Linked DNA regions of Homo sapiens: all the other regions are linked to region 4. Evidence: chromatin loops called from intact Hi-C (ENCODE). Cell type or tissue: HepG2. All regions are shown on one strand. Region 1 overlaps JAKMIP2 (janus kinase and microtubule interacting protein 2). Region 2 has its middle 21 kb from the start of SPINK14. Region 3 overlaps JAKMIP2 (janus kinase and microtubule interacting protein 2). Region 4 has its middle 3.6 kb from the start of SPINK1. Region 5 holds the start of C5orf46 (chromosome 5 open reading frame 46).

Region 1 (5,000 bases), 190 kb after region 4:
AGGAGCAACAGCTATTTTGATTGAATCTGAATACCCATTTGCCCAAAGAAGAAGTGACATCAAAAAATGTCCTAGGAAACATTAGAGTGGAATATTTAATGTTCATCTTTATTAAAATTAATGGCTATTTTAAAGTTAGACTGTCCTTTGCATATCTAATCAACCCAGACTATTTCAAACAATATATTGAGTCAAAACATCTTCACAGGATATACTAGAGAGAAAAAAAATTACTCTCCTTGACACCTAATTAACCCAGGATACTTCTTCATTACACAATGTTGCCTCATCTTACTCATGAAACCAATACACTTATCAAATCCGTGATTTTTTTTCTGTATCAATCAGATAAAAGAAGTTAAACCTACACCATTGTAAAAATGTATTTCTTTACAGCATTGTTAAATAAAATGTCCTGGGTCTCATTTAATTCAGATGGATGAAATCAAAGCCAAGGACAGGATCATCTTTTCCCTGGAAAAGGAACTGGAGACCCAGACAGGCTATGTACAGAAACTCCAACTTCAGAAGGAGGCTTTGGACGAACAACTCTTTCTGGTCAAGGAGGCTGAGTGCAACATGAGCAGCCCAAAACGAGAAATTCCAGGAAGGGCAGGTGATGGTTCCGAACACTGCAGCAGTCCTGTAAGTCCATTCTAGTTGAAGTTAAGAATGCACAAGTCATCTTTTATTTAGCTCCCAAGTTTTACCTTTTACTTAAGCTCTTTTCTTGTTTACTACAAAGAAATCAATCTACCTTCTACTATAAAATCAGCTAGTATCTTGAGAACAGGGTTTTCTAAACTCATAGACAACTAAGTGGTCTGCACTACATTAGCAGATCACATGAGATAGATTTCTTTAAATCCTTCCTAGAATTTTTCTAGCCAGGCAATACCTATCCAAACTTAAGTCTATTATAAGAAACATAAATTAGATGAAAATATTTTGCCTCTTGCCTACACTGGTAATTTTCCCTTTTGTGAACAATTGGGTTGGAAATTGATAAAGATGGTTGTCATCTACAGGGGTCAAAATGTATAACTGCATAAAAGACAAAACCATTTTTAATCTTCATCTGAAGACTTATTGTCTGATTGAACTTACCACTTATTTCCATGAATTTTCATCATTTTATATGAGAAATTATTTTCGGAAGTGCGCAATAGAAATGGGCTTATATGCAGTTGGCTATAACTCTTATACCTTTCCAATTATTTTGCTGCTATAATAATGGAAATGTATTATTTAGGAACAGAGATGGGTTCCAAAGTACTACTTAGAACTAAGTAATGAATAATTTATGAATTGATATTCAGAATAAATATATATATATATGTATATAATCTTAGTAGGTGGTGGAAGGAGTACTTATCTAGGATTTAGCAGTTTCTGTAAGTTTTAGTTCTGACACTGACAGGTACCCGCAATATAGCATAGTTGTCAAGAGAATGGGCTCTAGAGTCAGACTCTTTGGTTCAAATCCCAAATCTGCCATTTACTGTGTGTCCTTAGGCAAACCACTTCACCATTCAGTTTCCTCATGTGTAAAATAGAAGCTATAGTAGTACCTCATATGGCTGGTCTAAAGATTAGAAGAGATAATATGTAAAATGTTGAGCATGGTGTCTGGCACATAGCATTTAATACATATTAGTTACTTATCTTTTGACATTAGCCACAAGACCTTAAAGGAGTTATTACCTATCTGAATTTTACCTGTTCTACTGAATCCTTTAGGATATTATGAATGCTGGGATATAATGTATTTGAAACTACTTTGTCAACAGTACAGCATTATCAAAATGTAAGATGATAATATAATTGTTAGCATATGATAATAACAGTCTTATATAACTCTACAACATGAAATTAAGCCATGAATGCCCTGTGTAAGGTGATTCACAGCCATTCTGCCAGTGGAGAAGCCAGTTGCATTGGGCAGAATATACTAGTCAGGCCTATCCTATAAACTACTGACCTTTATACATGAAGGTAATACATCAACATTTTCTCACCTTGACCTTTTTCTTCAGGAGTATGAAGGAATTGACAATATTAATCCCTACCTCCTACTCTCTCCCCTCTGTGGCTAATGGTAATACCAGGACAGCTGTCTAAGCTGTGGGAAGCAATGTGTGGCCATGACACAAGGGATGCCCTTTGAACCTTATGTAATCACATCATGACCTTGGTCCCACAGCACACAGCTCTGATAAGTTGATCCAACCCTCTGCACTCTCCCTGCCCTGAGTCCTGGATCCAGGGAGTATCTGCCACATGGAATTCATTTGCAATTACAACCTGGCGTGGTCTTCAACCCAAGTGGTGAATATTGAGAGTTATAAAAGGGTAAATATTTACTCTTTGGATAAAAGAATATTTTATTCTCACTTCAGGAGCCAGATAAGAGAACTGAGCCTATTACTTTTATGAATAATAAGTGATATTCCCAAACTTTGTGAAAAGTGTTGTTGAAGAAATACCCATTTTAATTTTTCTTTGTAGGATTTGCGAAGAAATCAAAAGAGAATAGCTGAATTGAATGCCACTATAAGAAAATTAGAAGACAGGAATACCTTGCTTGGAGATGAACGAAATGAACTGGTGAGATATACTAAAAATTTTTGTTGATGTTGTTGTTAAGCATTATGTTACAGAATTACATACTATGTTATAGATACGTACCATAATAGAGAAAAGTGTACAAATAATAAAGATACCATTCAATAGATATTCACAAAGTGGCACACTCAAAAAACCACCATCCAGATGAATAAATGGAAGATTACCAGCATCTCACACCCCCGCTTCTTGTGACCCCTCCCAATTAGCATCCTGTTAAACTTAACCACTATTCTGACTTCAATCGCCATAGATGTCTATCACCATTAAACATTTTTTTGTAAATGAAATCATACAATATTTTCTCTTTTTTGTCTGACTTCTTCTGCTTCTTTCACTCAGCTTTGTTTGTGAGATTTATCCATTGTGTTGCATGTAGAATTCATTCATTTTCATTTCTCTATAGTATTCAAATAATATATCACAATATACTGATCCATGTTATTGTTAATGGACATTTATGTTGTTTCTTAAAACTTCTGAGCTGTTTTGAGAAGAACAGTGCTTCTACATGTCGTTTCTGAAAAAATATGCCCATTTCTGGTGGAATATGCAGAGGAGTAGAATTACTGGATGTTAGAGTATGGATGTAGTCAGCATCAATAGTTATTACCAAACAGTGAGTTGTCACAATTCCCACCAATAATGAATGAAAGTGGTAGTTTCTCCATATCTTTTCCAACATACAAAAATAATTGTTAGTCATGTTGGTGGATGTAGGGCATACTCTTACACCTTACATTATGGTTTTAATTTTCCTCATTATTAAGAAGGTAGGGTAACTTTTCAAATATTTACTAGTCTTTCAGATATAATTTGTCCTTAGCCTTTTGCCCATTTTCTGTTATGCTGCCTTTACTGTTTCAGTTACTATTAGGATTTTTTTTATCATCACTTGTGGTACATTTGCATTTAAAATATCTTGCTCTATGGCTTACGTTTTTGTTTTTAATAGAGCTATTCATATAAGAGTTATTTTCAGCCTTTCCTTTTTTCAAATATATGCATTTTAGGCTGTAATTGACCCTCTAAGCCTTGCTTTAGTTTAATATATTGTTATTTCATTCAAAAATTTTTCTAATATCATGTAATTTTTCTTTGATATATGGGTCACTTAGAAGTAGATGGCTTAATTTCAAAACATTTAGAGATTTTTTTAGTTATCTTTCTGGTATCAATTTCTACCTTAATTCTACTATAGTCAGAGAATGTACTTTGTATATTTCATTCCTTCAAAATTTGTTGAGATTTGCTTTATGACCTCAGCATACAGTCAATTTTAGCAATGTTACATGTTTACATGAAAAGGAGGCATACTCTGTAATTATTAGTTGCAGTTTGATTGAAGTTTGTTAATAATCTTGTTTAAAATTTTTCAATTCTTACTGATATTTTTGTCTGCTTGTTCTCCCAAAAGATTTGTCTATATCCTTCTTAGTTCTTTAAATTTAACTTTATATGTAGAACAATAATATGTATTTATAATATATTAGAAATTATGTTACTAGATGAATATAAATTAATATTTGTTATATTTTTTGTGTGTATTGACCCTTTAATCATTATGCTTTTTTTTTCCTCTGGTAATACTTCTTGGCTTAAAGTCGTTGTTATTAGTTGAACTACATCAGATTTTTGTTTTAGTGTTAGTGTGCATATACATGTGTATGTGTATATATATATGTATTTATAACTATATAGACATACATATATACATACATATTTACACATACATATATACACACACAAACACACTTTTTTCCAACCTTTCTGTGTTTTATTTAAGGTGTATCTTAAAAGGAACATTTTGTTGGGTATTGTGGGACTATGGTTATTGATGTATGATGTGATAGAATTATAGATATTTTCTTTATGTATATCTGCATTTTCTGTGAATTGTATTAATAAGTAAATTTAAATATTTAAAACTCACATCATTGACCTTCAGAAGAGACAGATTAAAAAATAAGAATAACTTATTGTCCTTATATGTATGCAATATTTAATATTAATGCTTCAGGCACTAAGGACTAAGGCATTAATGCTTCAGGACTAAGTCAGATTATTTGTAAAAATAAACCCAGTTTTGGCCTTTAATATGAAATGGAGTTATTTCTTTAATACGAAATTGAGATTGAGATGGATTTGCAGAAGTGCTGTTTAAGAATCGTAAGATGAGATTTTACAAATATTCATAATTAGCTAAGTCTTCCACCTCAGCACTTCCCAAAATCTTAGAATCTCAAGAACAGTAGTGCGCACTTTAAAAAGTCTTCTCAAATATTTCGAATACAGCCCTCCTTTTTCCTTGCTCTTCTCCCAATACATACTCACATTCAGAATCATTAGTAAGAAAAGAATAAGCTAATCATGAG
Region 2 (5,000 bases), 310 kb before region 4:
TTATCTTATATCACATTTTAAACTCTATTAGAATTATTGACACTCCACCCACCTAGCTTTTTACCCCTGAATTAATTGTGTCTACGCTTGTTTTTAAATTTTTTCATACTTTATTTATAACTTTTTTATTGTTATAAAAGCGTCTTAAGTTCCTAATTTTCCTTGAAATCCTCACCTTAACCTTCTAGTTAATTGCAATGTTAGAAAATAACTATATGGATAGCAATATATTCCAATTAAGGGCTATAAATAAGGTTTGTGAACTCTTCCTCTGCTATATTTCAGATCTGCTTAGGTTGGCCAGATGCCTTATCTATGAATATAAATAGTCATAGGTAATTTTTAGAATATGTATTTTTAAATGGTTGTTTTCTACGAAAATGAGGCATATTTTACATCAAGAATTAAGAATTAAGAATTAATAAAATTTCTGCATATACTTACACATTTACCTTCATGAAGTTTTCTGAGTTGAAATTCTTGATCTCTGGAAGAGAAGATTTTATTGAATGCATAATGTGATAATTTGAGATTTCATAGTCTATAGAGTAAAATAGTCATATGTTATTTCTTTGTTGTCTGACCTAGACTGAGAATGAGAAGCTCTTCTTGAATAACTATCCCAGTTGGTTAATACTGATAGTAAACATCTTTAATATATGAACATTTTTGAATCAAGTAAGAATATAAAAACATAAAATCAACACTAAAAGTAGATTGAGCATTTTTTAAAATCCTGTGAATATTCAGTGAGAATCTAAGACATAATATAGTGTGAAAACATTCTTAACTTTGCAATTAAGAAAAAGAAAATACACCCAAATCTTTCCCTGCCACTTAAAGTCTGTACAATTTTGGTATAGTCACTTCTTTCTAAATATTAGATTTCTGCTCTCTAAAAACAGGATATGAGATAATATAATTTTAATCTCTTCTGGTTGCATTAGTGTGTGAGCTAACATATACTGAGAGACCTTATTCTGGATAACACTTGCTGTGACACTTGACTTTAAATTTTCAAAAGGACTAGAAAATAGGAGAAAAGAAGGAAGAAAAAGATAAGAAAAAAGGAGCTTACTTCTATAAAGCACTCTGTGTTGGCTACTTAGCTAAGATTTGGCATGCTTTATCACAGTGAATCCTAAATTCTATTATAATTTCTGTCTTAGAGATAAGAACACTGAAGCTTGTAGTAACTTGGGTATTTGCATAATCTACAAAGTGGAGTCTGGATTCTAATCCGAATGTTTGACACCAAAGCCCATGATTTTAACCATGAATCATAAAGTATTGAATTCATACTACTGGAAGGCTGGTAATAATCATTGTTTCATTCTTCTAAAGTCTCAGATCTTGTTAAAAGTAAAGACTTAATATTAAACTTGTAGTGCTAGTAGTGGTGGGGATATGCTAATTCCAACTATTCATTTGTACTATCATTCTCTTCCCTCAACTTTTCTAGACGATCATGAGAGGAAACACAAATTCTAAAGGATAGATCAAAGTCATATATTTCCATATAAGTTCACAAGGTTTTATGTGTCTATGGCTAACAGCCTAAATAGAAATAGCTATCCTCAAAATTATCCTGTGGAGGAAGAAAAGTATAGGAGATTCATGAAAATGTGACCAATATATATTTCCTGCTTGAGACTGTTTCCTTAAATGCAATGTGGGTATCAAATGCATATAGGTAACAGCTAATACCCAAAAGATAGTGTATAATGTGAATGAGAATTTGGTTGAATAACCAATATATTTTATATATGTATATATATGTACAAAAGTAATTGCAGTTTTTGCCATTACTTCCAACAAGTACACAAACATACACATATATATATTTACATATGTAAATCCACATATACACATATATGTATATTTCTTTAGACATATAGCTAAGCTTTTCTTTTTCACAACTTTAACAGAGCATTGTGCATGGGGTATTGAGGAAGCACACAAAAAGTGGCATTTGTCAAGCCATGTTTTAAAAGACCAAGATTTTGGCCAGTGTGGGCTTTATAATCATAAAAAAAGACGAATTGGGGCTTCAAATTGAGTATAACACTTCCTGGTTTTGCATGCAAAACATGCATTCATTACTGTAAGTTTTCTGATCTGTGCCACATATTGGTCTCCAGTCTCTTGGGCATGCAGTCTTTAAGCCTTTAATGTATCTGGAACAGTTCACCTATAGTTGGAACAAAAAATAATGCCCTGTATTCCCATTATTAAATTCTATTCTTATATGAAGATGTTGAAGGGGAAGGAAGTGGAAAGAAAACTAGCCTCTTCAGCTTTTCAACAAACACATCTGAAGAACTTCTATGGACCAGGTGTTGTGCTACAGAAATAAACAGACCAGAACATGCGCTAAATAATAAGGGAATTTTCTGTTTAACAAGGAAATATCAATCTCTCCTTTAAGGATTCTAATGAAAGTCTAAAAGAATAAGGAATGTGAAAAATGCTCAGAAAATTTAAAATACTATACAAAGATAAAAGTTTACTTTATCTGCGGTTCTTTTGAGAAGAGGTTCCTTGTGCAAGCTTTAGAGAAGGAAATACCACCAGGAAGGCGCAGAGCAGACATGTTTTTACCTCCAGAGGAGTTACGTGAATCCACTGTGAGCCAGTTTAGCTACTTTCACAGCTCTATTTACACATTCACTATGACTTCATTTTTACAAATACCACACAGAGAAGGTTGCACTCACCTTTGTCCCTTTTGTTTGATCACCAGAAGAGAGCGAAGCAAGAATCAGTTGAAGAGGAGCAGTTGGAGAAAGAACAAATTGCACAGTTAGAAGTGCAAAGCTAAATCCCCATTGTTCATGGTAACCAAAACCCATTTCCCAGCAATAGTCCTTGCCCAGCCCAGCCCTAAAAGAGGCCATTTCTTCATGCAAGTCCAAACTCAGGATGAAGATAGACATGCATGTGGCTCTGATTTAAAAAAAAAAAAAAATCCAGTGGGGAAAGCTCTGTTTATTGAGAAAGGACTGTCACAGATGTCCAGGAGTTCCTGTGGGCATCCTCTGAGTAGGATGGCATGGGTTATGGTCCCAAAGCTTTATAGGTTGTTTCTGAAAGGGCAAGTCATAAACCTGAGGGATCCTGCTCAGGAATGGAACATACAGCCACAATCCTTTTATCCCTCTCCTCAGTCTCTCTTCCTCACACTAAAGATCTGACTCAACTCACTTTTGTTAATCAGGCCAATTCAAACAGATGCCTTCTAAATTTTCTTTAGACATTAACATTTATAATTTAATGAAGGCTGAATATATTACAGTTAACATAAACGCGTGACTATTGGAAAGAAACCCTGACTTGCCATATGGCGAGGTAGCCCAAGCAGTGACTGCTAGACCAAGGATGGCAAAAGCAGTGAAGCCCTTCATAGTGATGGTGAATGCCAATGATGGAGATATGCTGCTCTGAGCCAAGGAGTCCAGAGAGAGAAGAGTGGTCTATCCCATACAGGTATAAATACACAAACAAGGCAGGGTCCCTCCCACATCCAAGATTGACCTTTTCCATGATGATTGTCTGTTAACTCAAGATAGGGTATTTGCTTCATTTGTCAAGGAAAAGCACATGCCAAACCACATGGCATTTAAACATGCCAAAGGTCATGTTGCAATTTGATCTCCGATGTGTAAATGTTGGGAGGTGAGGCCTAGTGGAAGGTGTTTGAGCCTTGGAGAACCCCAAAATATATGTATTTCTCATGAATAGATTAATGTCCTCCCTTGGTAGTGAGTGGGTTCTCACTATTGAAGGACTGGATTAGTTACCAGAAAGCAGGTGTTATAAAATTGAGTTCAGCTTCCTAGATTCTCTCTCTTCCTTACTCTCTTGCCATGAGATCTCTTTGAACATGCCACTCACTTTAATGCTTCTCCACCATGTTTTGACCCAGAATGTCGCCTCACCAGAAGCCAGCCAGATGTGGTGCTATGCTCTTGAACTTAGCTTGTAGAACAATGAGCTAAAAAAAAAAAAAAAAAAAAAACTCTTTCCTTTATAATTTACCTAGCCTCAAATATTCTGTATAGCAAAACAAAATGAACTAAGACAGCTAATCTGAGGGTGAGCATCCCTACCAGAAGTTCCTGAGTAAACCCTTACAGCTGGAGCTCATCCAGCTGCTGCTTCTGAGTGTATAGGAATAGCTCCTGGCTAAAGAATGTGACATTTCCTGTTCAACTCCTCAATGCCTGTTCTACAAACAAAGGCTAGAACATAAGCAAATATGTTTAAGAGCTCACTTTTAGAGATCTTAGCAGTAGAATTTCTGCCAACTCTTTTTACTTAAAACTACAGGAACAAAGTTGATTCCAAAGTAAGAATATAATAGCTGACAGCCTTTCATTGTATAACTGACCCTGTGGATTTCTTTCATGTAAGTCAAGGCATTGGAATTCACTTTTTATCACTAACCCCATTGCTATATGCGGATTAAATCTACAAGTGTACTTTTTCTACCTCATGTCCTGTAGATATAAAATTGAAATATTCTACAAATAAGCAGAAGTGACCATTTCTGCAGATAACTAACAATTTTCTAAGATCACTGAATACAAATTCCATTCCTTTTGCCTGAAAACACAATCAGATAGACAATATTATTTATACAGAGAACACAAGACTAGGATTCATGAGGCTAAAGGATGTGGTGTAAAGAACATGAGATTACAAGCCATTCACTTAAATTTTTATTTCTGATTTATACTCACTTAGGTTTGCTCAGAAAATCACTGTTCCTCTCAGCTTCAGGATCTCCATGTATTAAGGATATTGGATAAATTATCTCTAAGTCTCTTCCAGTTCTGTCAATCCAGGATCTTATCAACCTTAAAGAAATACCTTTTCCTGATTGAGATCTTTGTCAACTACACATTATGTATTTAGCTAATAAAAAACAATTAATTAGTTGAAAGTACAATGTTAATTACAAAAAAAAAAATACACTTAACAGGATATTTTTTTCTGGG
Region 3 (5,000 bases), 210 kb after region 4:
TTAAATGAAAAGAATTTACTTTGCCTTTTCCTTCGATGCATTTTTTCTCAGATAAATCACAAACAACCTAATCCAATGAACTCTTTCGAATGGAGTTCAGCTGCTTCAAACTGACTCAAGGAACAGGGTAAAAATAAGATAGATGAAATTAATGCTAACCACCTTTAAAAAAATGGTACTGCACTATAGTTTTCTACATGGCAGTCAAAATTCAATCAGGTCAGAATTTTGCTAATTAGAATAAAATTGGTTGATTCTTTATATTTATTACCTATTACTTTTTTATACCTGAAAGCCTATCACAATTGAAAAAAAAAAGATTTGGCAGTCATGAGAAGAAAGTTAATGAGAATATTCCAAGTCTTTTACTACATGCTAGACTCTTTCATACACAGTCTGTTTATCCTGAAGATCAGCTCAGCCTATGAAGTAGGAATTTATTATCTCCATTTTGCAACTAGCAAAATTAAGAATGATCTGTTAAGTACCTGACCCAAGTTCACACAGCATGTAAGAAGCAAAATTGAAACTTAAAACTAGGTGTGCCAGATTGAAAACATCCCAAGGAAGTTCAGGCCCTAAAATGTCTTCCTCTAACTTCATGTTCAGGCACTGATGGAATAGGAGGCCACATTTGTCTTTGACATGAGTTTCTGCTTGATTTTGCAGGATGTGAACATCCCTGATCTCATAAAGCAGCTTGATATCTTGGGTGATAATGGGGTAAGTAAAGAATTGATTTAGTATAGATATGAATTTGCCTAAACAGAGGCAAGAGATACTTAACAATGCATCATGTGTAAAGTAAGAGCAAGTGAGATGCCATTTCACTTAAGGATGTTGCTCCTTGGGAAGAATATACAATTTATCAAACAACTTGGCTAAGGGGTTGTAAGGATCTCTGGAAGGTAGTAGCAGAAATGAGACCTGGTAAAGTGCTTTTTGCGGGCAGGTTTCAGGTTTGAATGTCGACCACATCTCCAATAAGTAAAGCTAATTATTGTCTGACTCTAGCTCAAAGGCATCCAGTGTGAAATTAATCAGTCACGCATTTGCAAAGGCTGCTAAATACTAGGGTTGTTGGCAGTGCCATAAAAATGGACCAGGAGGCTATAATGCATTTTCTTTCCGAAAACATCTTCCAGACAGGGTCAAGGCACATTAATTCAGTGGGAGGACCATTTATTGTGATACTATGTGATTGGTGCTTGTAGGTTGAAAGAATCACCGTTTTTCCCTTGAAAAATTATCAAAGGAGAGAACAGAATTAGTAAAATTACATCAAAACTTCTATGAAGAGACTGTTTTTTATTCCATTTTGGTTTCTGTTTTTCTCATAACATGACTATTAATAAAGTATGCCTCCAGTGACACAAAATCAAATCGGTGTTAAGGAGATATTTAAAAAATCACGTTTAATATACTTCTTCCGGGTTTTGATTAACTCTTTGTTCAGAATTATTACTAAACAGAATAGGAATTTGTTAAGTTTCTATACAGGCTTATACAGAATGCTCTGTAGCAGTCAGTCAGACAGTATTTTCTTTGGGGTAAATAATGTCAGTATGTTCAGCTGACGGCCTTTCTTATTTTTTACAGAATTTAAGAAATGAAGAACAAGTGGCCATAATTCAGGCCAGCACTGTGCTGTCCCTGGCAGAGAAGGTAATGAGCCGTACAAACATTTCAAATCATCTCGGTGTCTGGCTTAATACTGAACGAGCAGACTAGGGTGTGAAGGACATTCCCTCTGCACATGACTGTGTGTGAATACCTAATACACATTTTATTTTTAAGGGTAGTACAACCCAGATAGAATGAGAACACCCAAACGAAAAGTCTATACACTGATTTGGGATGGGTGGCTAATTTTTGCTTTGAAGTTCCTTAAAAATATATATAATTTTTTAAAAACAGAAAACCTTCTAGATTACATTATTTACACAATCCCTACCAAGCTGGGAAACCACAAAGAAGAATTCTGCGGGGCGATGATAAACTGGAGCATTGCTCTTATCATAGACTTATCCTGGGGTGTGTACCTACCATTGCTCCCAACTGATCCTGTGGCTTAGTAGGGGCTCATTGCCTTCTCATTCAGAAAGTCCGACATAGAGACTGTCAGGAGAAAATCAACACTGACTGAGCTCTGGCTCCACCTTGTGTCTAAACCTGGTAAATGGCCAGATAAATTGGTGTATTCAGAGTACCTCATGAATCAATGCATAAAGCCTGGCTGGATGGTATGTACCTATAGTCCTAGCTACTTTGGAGGCTGAGGGAGGAGGCTCACTTGAGCCCAAGAATTTGGGGCTATAGTGTACTATGATCATGCCTGTGAGTAACCACTGTACTTCAGCCTAGGCAACATAGTGAGACTCCATCTCCTTTAAAAAAAAAAAAAAAGTACCAGTAAATACTTGAGAGTCATGTGCACATGGTTGGATAAAATGAGAGCAAGCAATCAGCTCTCTCCAATCTGAAATGAGGGAATTCTACGGGCCAAATAACAGTTAAGTTACTCAAACAAAAGAATGAAATAAAAAACAGGGAGAACAAAGAACTATAGCTATGAAATAAAAAGACACTTAACCAGGTGTTTTTTAAAAAGGACATTTTGTTGACAACTGGAGAAATTTAATGTGGACTGGGTATCAGATGACAAAAGTAATTAATGTTAATTTTGTAAAGTGTACCAATAACCTTGTGGGTTTTTTTTTTTTTTTTTTTTTTTTTTACAGAAAGGCTTTATCTGTTAGAGATACACATTGAAGTATTTACATGTGAAATAAAATGAAAGCTGGAATTTTTTCTTTTAAAAAAACTTACTTCCTACACAGTTTAATTACAGACCTAATCACTTTCTCTGATCCCTCCCCAGCAAATGCCTCATTATCTCTAACAGAAGGTCCAAATTTAGAATTTGGCATACAGACCCTCTGGGATTTGAGTCTTATCTACCTATTTCTCTAGTGTCTCCTCTCCCTTCTCTCCCTCCATTCTCTCTCTCTTTCTCTCTCCATTCTCCACTCTTGGTCCTTTACACTGATCTTTTTACCTGGAAGATAGTCCCATCTTGCCTTTCTACCTCTGCCTGGCTAAATCTTGAGCATCAGACTTCCCCATAATGAGGAGGCCTGCCTGTTCATCCAAGCCCCCTTAGGTGTTCCTGCTCTATGTTCCCACAGTGGCCTGTGCTACTGCTCCCATGGCTTTTGACAATTGCATTACACTGTCCATTTGCATTTGTCATATGGCCCCATCTAACTACCACTAGACTCTAAGGCCCATGAGGACAAATAGTTGTGTCTCTCCACTCCCCACCCCCTGTTTTTTGCCCTAGCTTTTCACACTAGTCCAGCACATGTAGTAAGTCATGAATAAATGTTAACTGAAGGAGCAAAGGTGTGAATTTGTGAATGCTCATAAGACACCATTTCAGTGACAACACAAAGATGAAAAAAACACAGTCTGTGCCTCCAGTGCTGCTATCATCTGGCAATGATAGCAAGAGAGCCTTATTCAGCTGGAATCATGAAGGGCTGCAATTCTTTACTGCAAGAAAAAATCGCCTGGGTTTAGGGCTACAAACAAAACATGGGCTGATTCTATGGAAGATGAGGATTGAGGAGGTGAAAGAAAGGAAATACAGCCTTGTGTGTCTCACATTTACTGAGACTGATGGGAGAAATATCTTCTGCTCCCTGCCCTGTGTGGGTGCAGTACAACTGTACTTATCAGAACCAACAACTGTGCTTATCAGAACCAAGACTTGCGCAGTGCTCCTTTTGAGATAGGCACTTTCTAACTGCTGGAGACTAGGTACTAGTGTGACCTTTATTTCACACAAGGAATCTGAAGCACAAAAAAGGTAGATAACTGCCTAAGGTCACACAGCCTGAAGTTGATGGAGTCAGGATTCACACCCAAGGAGTCTGGTTCTAAAGCCCATGATCTTACGTCTTGCACCAAACTCCTCCTCCTGTGGGAAATAGGCTTTGCAGACCCCATGGGAGCTGGGCTGTCGGAGCTGAGGCAAATTAGCCCATGCCTCTGCTTACTTTTTTTGCAAGAAAGGTATAGGGACCAGTTGAACAAATACAGGGTGATGACTCTGTGCTTAGCACTGTGGTAGAAAGCTAGGAACCAGATGAACAAGACACAAGCCTTCCCTAAAGTGCTCATGGTCTGTTCAGCTGCCTTTTGTGCAGACTTTTGCAAAGCACAGATTAAATTTATCTCTTGTCTGTGGGATTCACAGATAAAAGTTTCTACATCCAAGTAATTCTAAACAACAACAATGAATGTCTTGAGACTACCAATTTGAATAGCACTCTGTTATATGGGAGTATGATCTTTAGCCAGAATTTGAGCCTAGACAAAATTCCAACAAGCAAACCCAGTTGTCACTTTGTATTAAAAATAATGGCAGTGACCTTGAGTGAGAACATATTAGGGGCTGGATACTGCACTCAATGCCATAAGTACATTATGTACTTATGTACTGTTCCTTACAACCATTCTACAGCTGTCACTATTTTTTAATTTGTATAAATTTACGGAGTACAGGTATACTTTTATTACATGGATACATGGTGTAGTGGTGAAGTCTTGGCTGTTAGTGTATCCACCGCCCAAATAATGTACATTGGGGTACCATTGTTTTTATTTTATACATGAGGAAACTGAGGCTTGGGATATTCAGTAACTTGTCCTGGATTACACAAGTAGGAAGGAACAGCAACCAACACACAAATCTATATCTAATGCTCATGATATAATGACTTTAGTTCACAGTACTCTTAAAAACATGATTTTAAAAAATATGTTTCTTGATAACAAATGGACAGCAAGCAAGATGAAGGATTTTAGGTTTTGGATGGGTACAATTGCAATATGAGTCTATTTACACAAAACCCATGATTGACAGAAATTTGTTTCAAGGGGAAACCATGTGTATGTGCAAAGAACTTAGCACCTCTCCAGTCTCGGCATGCCTC
Region 4 (5,000 bases):
AGGTTGCAGTAAGCTGAGATCATGCCACTGCACTCCAGCCCAGGTGACAGAGTGAGACTCCATCCCAAAAAAGAAAGAAAGAAAGAAAGAAAGAAAGAAAGAAAGAAAGAAAGAAAGAAAGAAAGAAAGAAAGAAAAGAAGTTAATGTAAGAGCAGTTTCAGAAATTTCCTATAAATTGAACATACAATAAGGAAAGATTACACCAATATAAGGAAAGAGAAAGGGCACGTAGTTGATCCCAAATTTGACATGAGCCACCATATGGCAGCAATAGTAGAAGTAGGCACAGGCACTTATTAACCCCTTGTTGTCCTGGTGTGAGCTATGAGCCTTATGCAAAGGCATTATCCTCTTAATTCCTCATAACAACTCTGTGAAGTATCTACAGGTCCACAGTCCCTAATTCATCATTTCAAACCCCACAGAGGGGTTTGTTTTGTTTTTGTTTTGTTTCAGAAGTTTTTCTTTTGTTTCATTTTGTAACTCATTTGACAGCAAAATCTGTCAAGAGATGATTTAAGGATAATTATTTTCTCTACATGATACGTTTTGCAGAAGAATTATTGGTGTATTTGATTAAAGGGTGCTGTGCCAGGCACCACTGGGCTTTCTGAACTGCACATATAACTTTTCAAAAATTTACAAAAAAAATTTGAATTTTAAAACCCATCCAGCCTGAGGGTATTTAGAGGAAAAATTATGAAAATTGAGGGTCATAAATATGAAGTTTAGCTCAAAGTTACACATAGGTTTGAACTGAGGTCTGTCATTCTGCAAAGATTAGACTTTCAATCATTAAATGACATGCTGGAAATGTTATTATCTTTACAGCTGGCACCAGAATTTATTTTAGGGAAAGAACTGTCTTTTTTGGGAAAATATCCTGAAAAGAACTTGTTAGATATGGTATCTCCAGAGCCAAGGTGTCATCTGTTTCTGTTCTAGACAAGGAAAGAAACTGGTTGTTTCATTCCTGGCTGGAGAGAGTAGAAAAGAGAATGAAGATGGAGTAACATACATTTGTAAGTTTGGCTACTGCTTGGCGGGAAATGACCAAGAAAGACTTCCAGTTAAGAGTAGTTATAAAGTCTGACATGTTTTTAAAATATTTTGTTGCCTAGTGTGTGATGCAATTCTTTGCAATCTTATTAAAGTCTACTATGCCCACAAATGCTTAGAAGGCATGGATTTCGCACATATTATCAGGTGCCACTGGATCTAACAGTGTACTTGACTGTGTAGATAAAAGGTCATGACATCCAGGAGTTTAGTAAAGGAGACAAATAAGAAAAATGAAAAATTAGAATTTCCAGTTTAAAGTGCTGTAACAGAGACGCTTAAGTGCAGGGTTTACATAGACGAGGGGGCAACCCTTTCTTTGTGGCAGTATTAAATTAAGAATCCTGGTTTCTTGGAGTTTAATCCAATGTTCTAACCATGACATTAAGTTTGTACACACACACACACACACACACACACACACACACAAATCAGTAAATACCATATCTGTTAATCTGTTACCAGGAACAAGAAAACTGAAATCTCTGTGCTTCAGTTTCCTTTCTTATAAAAGAGAAATAACAATGATATCAGGATTAAAATGATGAAAATAAAATACTGCAGTGACTGATGAATAGAAGCTTTTGAAAAATATTAGTAGTGGCTATAATGATAATGATGAGGAGGAGGATGTAATCAATGTAATTATTAAGTGATAGCTTTACAAACTGCTATGAGAGGCAAAGGAAAGTGAGTAAATCTTTCCTAATTGCATCAAGCACCACAGACATTTTACCCAAGCTGTAGAGGATGGGTACAGCAAATAGGTACACATGCAACCTATTTGGAGAACAAGCAGTGGAATAAAAACAAGAGGTCATTTATGAAAAGCCATGAAGTTCCCTAAATAATGAAAAATAAAAGTTGAAGAATTAAGTTGCAGCTATGTCAAGGAGGTCTCCAAATGTCAAGGAGGTCTCTAAATATAATAAGCTGTATATCTCTAGTTTCTGTCATTTTTTTCTTACTAGTTAAACTTTGGGCACAGAATGTGAAAATCAACAGGTGCCAGCCCAATATCCCCATTCCAACATGTATTATCAACATCCATTAGAGCAGTTCTCTTGAGTTTTGTCATCACTCTTTACTCAGGTGAATAATTAGTCCTTGAATCAGAGGGGAGTAGGTCATAATATGTTTACTTGAGTTCCCAAAGATAGACATGCATAAATATGTACTCAGAGCAGTAAAGAAGAAAAGGAAAAAATGTACACAAGGTTGAGCAATGTAAACACATTCAATATGACTAATAGTCTAGCACGGTGGCAGGATTTCTCTGGTCAATGCACTCCTCATCTCCCGGGGCAAACAATATTTATTCTGTCAAGAATTGATTGTATGAGGCCTCAGTATATTTTCTATTGTTCTAATTCATGGAAGGAGGGTGATATTATTACTAGCTAGCAATTATAATTCCTGGACATGTGAGGAATAATATTTTTGCACAATATTTACTTATGGTTTCTTGGTTTATTCTCACACCAAATGAACACTGTATGATGTGTATTTTTGTAGTTGAGAAAACTGTTTTGCCCACTCATGTCACAGTTGAAATGGCAGATTTATAATTGGAGACAGGCCCCTTTCTCCATGGGTTTTTTTTATCCTCTTTAACTTGTTGTCTGCAAAGGGCCATTCCCTATCACAAATTTAGGGCCAGTTTTTAACTAGAATTCATCTTAGTATTGTAGTGATTTAAAAAACAAGATTGTCTAGGGTCCATAGGATATGTTTCTGTAGTGAAATGTTTTTTCTAATCACAGATTAGGATTGGCAAACTGGGATGGAATAGAATAAAAAAATCTATCAAGAGTCCTCACATATAATAAGACTGTTTTATTTTTTAACAACTGTATTTGTCTGCTCACATATCTACATATAATGCATATGCTAGGCCATAACTCAAAATTTTTACTTTAGGTTCACAGTCAAAATGTTTAAAAAGCACTGTTTGGTGAAAAAAGTCCAGGCTTTGGCATCAGGCAGGCCTAAATCTAAAGTTATTACTGCTGCTATTATTATCTAATGAGTTTCTGTGACCAGATCCCAGCCAATTCCCTTCTCCCCACACTGCTTGTGAGACCCAAGAAAAAAATCCTTTTCTCATATATGAACCTTCCTTAACAGTGGTTATTGGAAGTTTCTTACTGGTCACAAAACTACTATTTAAATAATGATTTGAGATGAAAAGAACCAATATATTTTCATCTCAAATCAAATCAAATATGATCCAACCAACATCTATCAATGCTAAGACTAAACTCCATGAGGGCAGACATCATATCCATTTCCCTAGCACTCAGCCAAAAATTTTTGTATAGTAAGGACTTGATGAATATTTGAATATATTAATAGTTGAATGAATAAAAGGCCGAATGGTGAACCAATGAATGGCTACTCAACCGGAGGCACCGGAGACACAGAAGTGAACAAGGCATAAACCTTGGTCTTCAGAAATATATACATTTATCACTTAATTTATGTTTTTAGCAAATATTTATTTAGTATCAACTATTTTCCAGACACTTTGTTAGGTGCTACAATAAATAAAGCAACTGTATTTACTCCCTAAAAATAAAGATATTACATAATAATCGTATGAATAGCTATAGAGTTGGAATTATTTTAAGTGCAATGAAGGGTTTTATGAAGATCGTACAATAGGAGGGAATAATCTAGATGCAGAAAGAAGTAAAGGAAGACCCAGAAAGAATGGCTTCTTGAGAAAATACCACTTAACCTTTTAACCTTAGAAGGTGAAAAGCTGTTTTGTATTATTTTGTTTTGTTGGTCCTAGTAAAGGGTAACAGAGAAATGACCAACGTAGCAAGGAAATGACCAGATTGAGCAAGGAAGAATCTCTTGGGGAATAAAGATAGAAAGGAGCCAAGTCATACAGGACCTAAATTCTTCCTGAGCATTCTGAACAATGAGAAACTGGACAGATACATGATCAAATTTGCAGTCCATAAAGATCCCTATGGGCCTTTCTATGGGCAGCAGCTTTAAGGAAGAAATAACAACAAATATTGAGAAACTCTTTGCAGGAAATGCAGAAACCCAGGGGGAAAGGATGGCATTGTCTTAGATATGACAGTGGAAGCTAATGAGAAGTGTCCAGGATTGAGGTTATTTTGAACATGAATCCAAGAAGAGAACTTGGTAGCAAATTAAGTGTGGAAGATGATGCATAGAAAGGGGAAAGGGAAATATCAGGGAGAACAACGAGGTTTGGGCTTGAGTGATCTACTGGAAAGAAAAGAAGCTGTAGGGAGAATAGAGACAAAAATATTGTGGTGAAAGATCAAAATAGTAGTATGGAACATATTAGATTTGAGGTAGCTGTAAAACATCCAAATAGTGATTTCAAGAACTAAACACTTCCAAAGCTTCCCTTTGATAAAAACCAAAGTCCTTACTCTAGACTGCACTAGATTTAGACCCTCACTGCTTCCATTATTTCATCTCCCATTTTGCCCTCTATCACTTTGCTCAAGCCAGAGTGTCCTCCTGGATGTTTCTCAAACATGTCAAACCAGCGTCAGCCTCAGAACCTTTGCGCTTACTATTCTCTCTGTCTGGAATGCACATCCTTGGAATAAATGCATAGTTCAAATCCTCATTTCCTTCATGTCTCTGTGTGATATCACCTGAAAAGCAAGACCTTCTCTGATTACGCTATGATACATATCTCCTTAACCCTCCAGCACCCTTATCCTTCTTGTCCTTTTCTCCATAATATTTATCTGATATATTTTATAATCACTTATTATTTTTTGTCACTTGCCTCCCTCAACAAAAAGGCAATGGAAGCTCCATGAAGACAGAGATTGTTATTTTTATTTACTGATCTGTCTTAAGAGATAAATACAGTTCTTGTCATGACTTGGGAAGGGTTTGAGATTTTATCCTACTTGGAAGCTAAGAAGTTAGCCTGCCA
Region 5 (5,000 bases), 72 kb before region 4:
CTTGTCTGTCCTATACAAACAGTGGTGATCTAGAGTCTAGAGTCTAGATTCAACCCTTTGTGCAAGAGAGACAAGACCAGTGTTTTCCTGAGAAGATACGTTGGGAAGGCCTTGGAAGGCCACACCACACAAGGTGCAACAGAGCTGCCTGATTATGTTCCAGAAGTGGTTTGGTGCCTTGTGAAGAGTATAACTAGTAAGTAAGAAACATTGCCCTAGCCTTGGCTCTGAGATGCTGGATGAACCTCCTTTTGTCCATACTTTAGTTAACTTTCCCATTTATAAAATGGTATTTTGACACATGCAAAGTATAAGTATTGGTAAATCAATAAGTTTAGGTATTCCCAAGTCCACATTCCAATTAAATGAATTTATAGCATTCCTCAGGATAACCAATATCATCTAGACTTGAACCAAACTTTATTCTCTTGCGTGTATTGCAAAGGGAGATTATTTTACATCTGAAATACATAGCAGCATCTCAAATCCAACATTCTGTTTCACCAAGTGCAAATATATTTAATCCAGTTAATTATTTCTTTTAAAAAAAAAAAGATGGTAAGGTAGACTTTATTCAAGGGGAACCATGGTGATGGGTATGGGTATAGAGACCAAGGCAATGGAGTCTGGCAGTCGGGGAGAAAGACTGGTCTTAATCAATTCCCAGATTATTTTTTCTTCTGCTGCTGTTTTTTTGTTTTGTTTTGTTTTGTTTTGTTTTGTGTGTGTGTGTGTATGTATGTGTTTTGGTATTTGCCATGTGCCTCAGTTAATATGTATTCAACTCTAAAAAAGATAGTTTTGCCTTCGAGAAGCCTACAGCCTATTGGTAAAGACATTTAAAAAGGACCTAGCAGGTACATCAGAGGATCATCTATCTCTATTTGGAAAAACCGGAACAAACTTTCAGAGGAGGTGAAGTCAAAGGTGAGACCAAGACCAGGCAATAGAGTAGGCTCCATGAGGATTCAGCAGTAATAAAACATTCTTCTCTTGAGACCTACAGGCTAGGAATCAACCTAAGTGTCCATCAACAGGTGAATAGAAAAAGAAACCATGATATGTATACACTGGAATACTATTTACTATAGAGCCTTAAAAAAGAAGGAAATTCTATCATTTGCAACACAGTTGAACCTGGAGGACATGATGTTACATGAAATAAACCAGGCACTGAAAGACAAAGAAAGACAAATACATACCACATGATCTCATTTACATGCAGACTCTAAACAAGATGAACTCACAGAGGCAAAGAGTAGAATGATAGTTACCAGAGACCGGGAGTTGGGTAGTGGGAGGGATTGGGGAGATGTTGGTCAAAAGATATAAAATTTGAGCTAAATAGGAGGAATGAGTTTGAGACATCTATTTTACATCATGGTGGCTATAGTTAATAACATTGTATTGTATACTTGAAAATTGCTAAGAGAGCAGATTTTAAGTGTTCTCGCCACACAAAAAAAGATAAGTATGAGTAGTCTGGGTATTAAATAGCCAGATATAGCCTTTGCACAATATATGCATATTTCAAAACATCATATTGTGCACCACGAATATGTACAATATTTTGCCAATAAACAAATAAGTGGATCCACAAGCTGAAAGAGAAGAGAGCTGTTAAAACACTTAGTTCTCCTATGAGAACACATGGGCACATTCAGGGGAGCAACACACACTGGGGTCTGTCAGGGTTTCAAGGGGAAAGAGAGCATCAGGAAGAATAGCTAATGGATGCTGGGCTTAATACCTAGGTGCCAGCCAGGCACGGTAGCTCACGCCTGTAATCCCAACACTTGGGAAGGCTGAGGCGGGCAGATCACGAGGTCAGGAGATTGAGATGATCCTGGCCAACATAGTGAAACCCTGTCTCTACTAAAAATACAAAACTTAGCTGGGCATGGTGGCACATGCCTGTAGTCCCAGCTACTAGGGAGGCTGAGGCAGGAGAATCACTTGAACCAGGGAGTCGGAGGTTGCAGTGAACTGAGATCGCGCCACTGCACTCCAGCCTGGCAACAGAGCGAGACTCAGTCTCAAAAAAAAAAAAAAAAAAAAAGAAAGAAAGAAACCTAGGTGACAGGTTGATCTGTGCAGCAAATCATCATCATGGCACATGTTTCCCTATGTAACAAACCTGCACATCCTGCTGGCTACATGTGTAGCCTGGAACTTCAAATAAAAGTTGATGGAAAAAAAAGAGAAAAATAAAAGTAAAATAAATAAGACAGTTTATGTTGTCGTTTTCTGTTTGTTTTGAGACAGAGTCTCACTCTGTCACCCAGGCTGGAGTGCAGTGGTGTGATCTCCGCTCACTGCAATCTCCGCCTCCCAGGGTTCAAGCGATTCTCCTGCCTCAGCCTCCCAAGTAGTTGGGATTACAGGTATCTGCCACTACGACCAGCTAATTTTTTGTATTTTTAGTAGAGACGGGGTTTCACCATGTTGGCCAGGATGGTCTTGAACTCCTGACTTCGTGATTCGCCCACCTCAGCCTCCCAAAGTGCTTGGATTATAGGTGTGAGCCACCGCGCCCAGCCAACACTTAGTTCTTATACAATGGGGTCAAGTGTGCTATAGGGCAGATGATGAAGTAACAAACTGCCTGGAGAAGGGTGGAGTGGTTATCATGAAGGTATCACAAAGAAGGACCATTTGAACTGAGGAATACGTAGGAGTGATCCGAAGGGAGACAAGGAGGAGGGTATCTGAGGAAGAAGGAAGAGCAAGAGCAGACGCATGGGGTGTGAAAGGGCATGCCCATGTGGGAACAAGGGATTGTCCCAGAGCACGAGGGAAGGCATAGAGTGTAAAGGGAGGGTGTAGGCTTGCCTTGCCAATCTGATTTGTTGCCTGCTGCTTGGCACTGACGAGCAATTCTACCTGATATCCCTTTAATTATCAATGCTGGCCTTGAAACTAGCCTCAAGAGATTCACTCCAGAACCCTTTATAGATACAAATTTTAAAAATCAAGAGGGTTTTTCTTTCCCTATATGTAAAATGTTTGGTTTGAATGATAGGGTATGTCTCATTAGTACAGATCCAAAAGCAAGCTGTGCAGACATCTTGTGCAACAATCTAAATTCCAAAGCAGATGATGTCACCTATCTATGCCCTATAAATGGAGCATTGTTTCACATGTATCTGAACAATTTATCTGCACGAATACCCCGTGCTACCAGAATGGCTGTCTCAGTACTTCGCCTGACAGTTGTCCTGGGACTGCTTGTCTTATTCCTGACCTGCTATGCAGGTAAGTGCTTCTGATCACAGCCCATGAATTGTTCAGTAGTTAGCAGTGACTAGAGAAAGCTGATGGCACTGATTCAGAACATAAAAGAAAGAAGGGGTCTTTGGGCACTCCAGAAAGAGCACTGGCCTGGGAGACAAGAGGTGTATCTTCTAACACAAAGAAAGTAGAATTTTAATAAAAACCTAGCCTCTATTTTCAGTGGATGTATGAAGTTTGAAATTTTTTTATGTGCTCTTATGATATAATGACACTATTCTAGTATAAATTCCATGGGAGCTGACTGGCATTTATTTTTTGATAATTATTCCTAATAATGTTCATTGGTGAAGAATATGTACTCTGGAATAAAACTCCTGTACCTGGCTCTACCACTAACCAGAAATGTGACTTTAGGAATGCTATTCAATCTCTCTAGGCCTCACATATAAATGGGGACATTTAACTTTCTCGTAAAGTTATCATGAAAATTAAATAAAAGGAATGAAACAAATTGGAAGGGTACCTGGTTGATAGTAAGCATGCAATAAATACTACCTGCTATTGTTGTCATGTATAATCTCATTTGGTTCTCATAGTAATCCAATGATGTAAACATGTACAGTTTTATCATTTTCCTTTTTGCAGGTTAATAAACAGGTTGCAGAGGGCAAGTTACTTGAGCATACATACAGGTGAAAGTGGCATCTGGGAGTGAAACCTAGGTTCCTAGATTCTTTCTACTATTATCGAGCAACTATTTCTTTCCCACCTTTTCCAAGCACATAGAAGCTCATGCTGTATGCTGCCTTCTCATTAATTAATTTACTGTTTGTCTGCAAAAGTCTGTGAGCTCCATTCAGAATGATAGACCAGAAAACAGAGGGAGTGCAAACATTTAGTGACAGAATCCTTTGAATGTAACTTGGCTGAAGAACACACAGACAGACATTACAACAGAATTACTCTAGACATGGCCACGGATATTATTCAGTCCATTCTACTCCTAAAGAAATCACTACAGTGAAGTGAAAGGAGAGATTTGATACCAAGACCAGGCACCACCCTGTCTCTTATAAACTCTGAAACTGGTTAAATCGTTCACTGCTTTGAACCTCAGTTTCTTTATCTGTAAAACGGGATAACTATCAACTTCACCAGGTCAAATGAATATGCTTTTTAATTACTTTGTAAACTATTAAAACTCTACAAATATCAGCAATACTGTTTATTAAGAACATTATATTCACATTCACTAAGAAACTCAACAAAGTAGTTACTGTAAATAAAGGCTATCCCATATAATACTTGAAAAAAGAAAATATTAAACTATTGACTTTGAAGATTGTTTCTAGGATATCAATCGTTTAATATTTTAATAGCATTTTTAAAATTTATATTATCTTCTAAAGCACTAGAGGAGAAAGTGAATTATAAATCATTTTGCTGCTATTATTATTAATAGTAACAATAAAACAGATAACATTTATTTATTCATTCTTTCATTTATTATTTATTTATATAAGGTAAGTTTATCTTGGGATTGGTACTACGATAAGTGGTATATATATGATATATGTATGTATATATAATATAGATATATGTATGTGTGTGTATATATATATAGATATATAATATATAAAATATCTTTCAATCCTGACAACATATGAGGAAACTGAGAGATGCAAAGTTAAGCACTGTGTGCAAGTTTACATGGCTAATTTTTTGTTAAAGGCAGGAATCAGACAGATCTATAAAACTCCAGAGCA

The links. A loop is a pair of places that touch in the nucleus more often than their neighbours do. Peaks named below come from ENCODE experiments on the same cell type or tissue, not always from the same donor. Only the 100,000 strongest peaks of a DNase experiment are listed, where the experiment ranks them.
Region 1: it touches region 4 in a loop (3-fold over the local background); 4 of 110 quality-filtered maps call a loop at or near these places.
Region 2: it touches region 4 in a loop (2.8-fold over the local background); 2 of 110 quality-filtered maps call a loop at or near these places.
Region 3: a loop joins it to region 4, with 4 times the contacts of the local background. A loop is called at or near these places in 97 of 110 quality-filtered maps.
Region 5: it touches region 4 in a loop (13-fold over the local background); 2 of 110 quality-filtered maps call a loop at or near these places.

The regions. Positions count from the first base shown.
Region 1 is chr5:147,645,983-147,650,982 of GRCh38, reverse strand. JAKMIP2 (janus kinase and microtubule interacting protein 2) reads left to right here. Exons shown (of 22, transcript NM_001270941.2): 4 at 436-645; 5 at 2,509-2,607. The region is part of intron 3 of JAKMIP2-AS1 (JAKMIP2 antisense RNA 1); the gene reads right to left. Among named protein-coding and RNA genes, the nearest start is that of JAKMIP2-AS1, 88 kb to the right of the region's middle. In HepG2, no CTCF peak of the experiment used is centred here; a DNase peak (open chromatin) is centred at 2,182.
Region 2 is chr5:148,145,314-148,150,313 of GRCh38, reverse strand. No RefSeq gene overlaps it. Among named protein-coding and RNA genes, the nearest start is that of SPINK14, 21 kb to the left of the region's middle. RefSeq lists a silencer at 4,034-4,328. In HepG2, no CTCF peak of the experiment used is centred here; DNase peaks (open chromatin) are centred at 2,713, 3,603 and 4,283.
Region 3 is chr5:147,625,416-147,630,415 of GRCh38, reverse strand. It overlaps JAKMIP2 (janus kinase and microtubule interacting protein 2), which reads left to right. Exons shown (of 22, transcript NM_001270941.2): 15 at 670-723; 16 at 1,600-1,665. All of the region lies in intron 3 of JAKMIP2-AS1 (JAKMIP2 antisense RNA 1), which reads right to left. Among named protein-coding and RNA genes, the nearest start is that of JAKMIP2-AS1, 68 kb to the right of the region's middle. In HepG2, a CTCF peak has its summit at 2,148 (motif pointing left); a DNase peak (open chromatin) is centred at 2,145.
Region 4 is chr5:147,832,786-147,837,785 of GRCh38, reverse strand. It overlaps a transcript of SPINK1 not described here. Among named protein-coding and RNA genes, the nearest start is that of SPINK1, 3.6 kb to the right of the region's middle. In HepG2, no CTCF peak of the experiment used is centred here; a DNase peak (open chromatin) is centred at 2,235; H3K27me3 peaks cover 855 bases.
Region 5 is chr5:147,904,687-147,909,686 of GRCh38, reverse strand. It overlaps C5orf46 (chromosome 5 open reading frame 46), which reads left to right and starts at 3,149. Exons shown (of 4, transcript NM_206966.3): 1 at 3,149-3,255. The coding sequence starts at 3,186. In HepG2, no CTCF peak of the experiment used is centred here; a DNase peak (open chromatin) is centred at 3,116.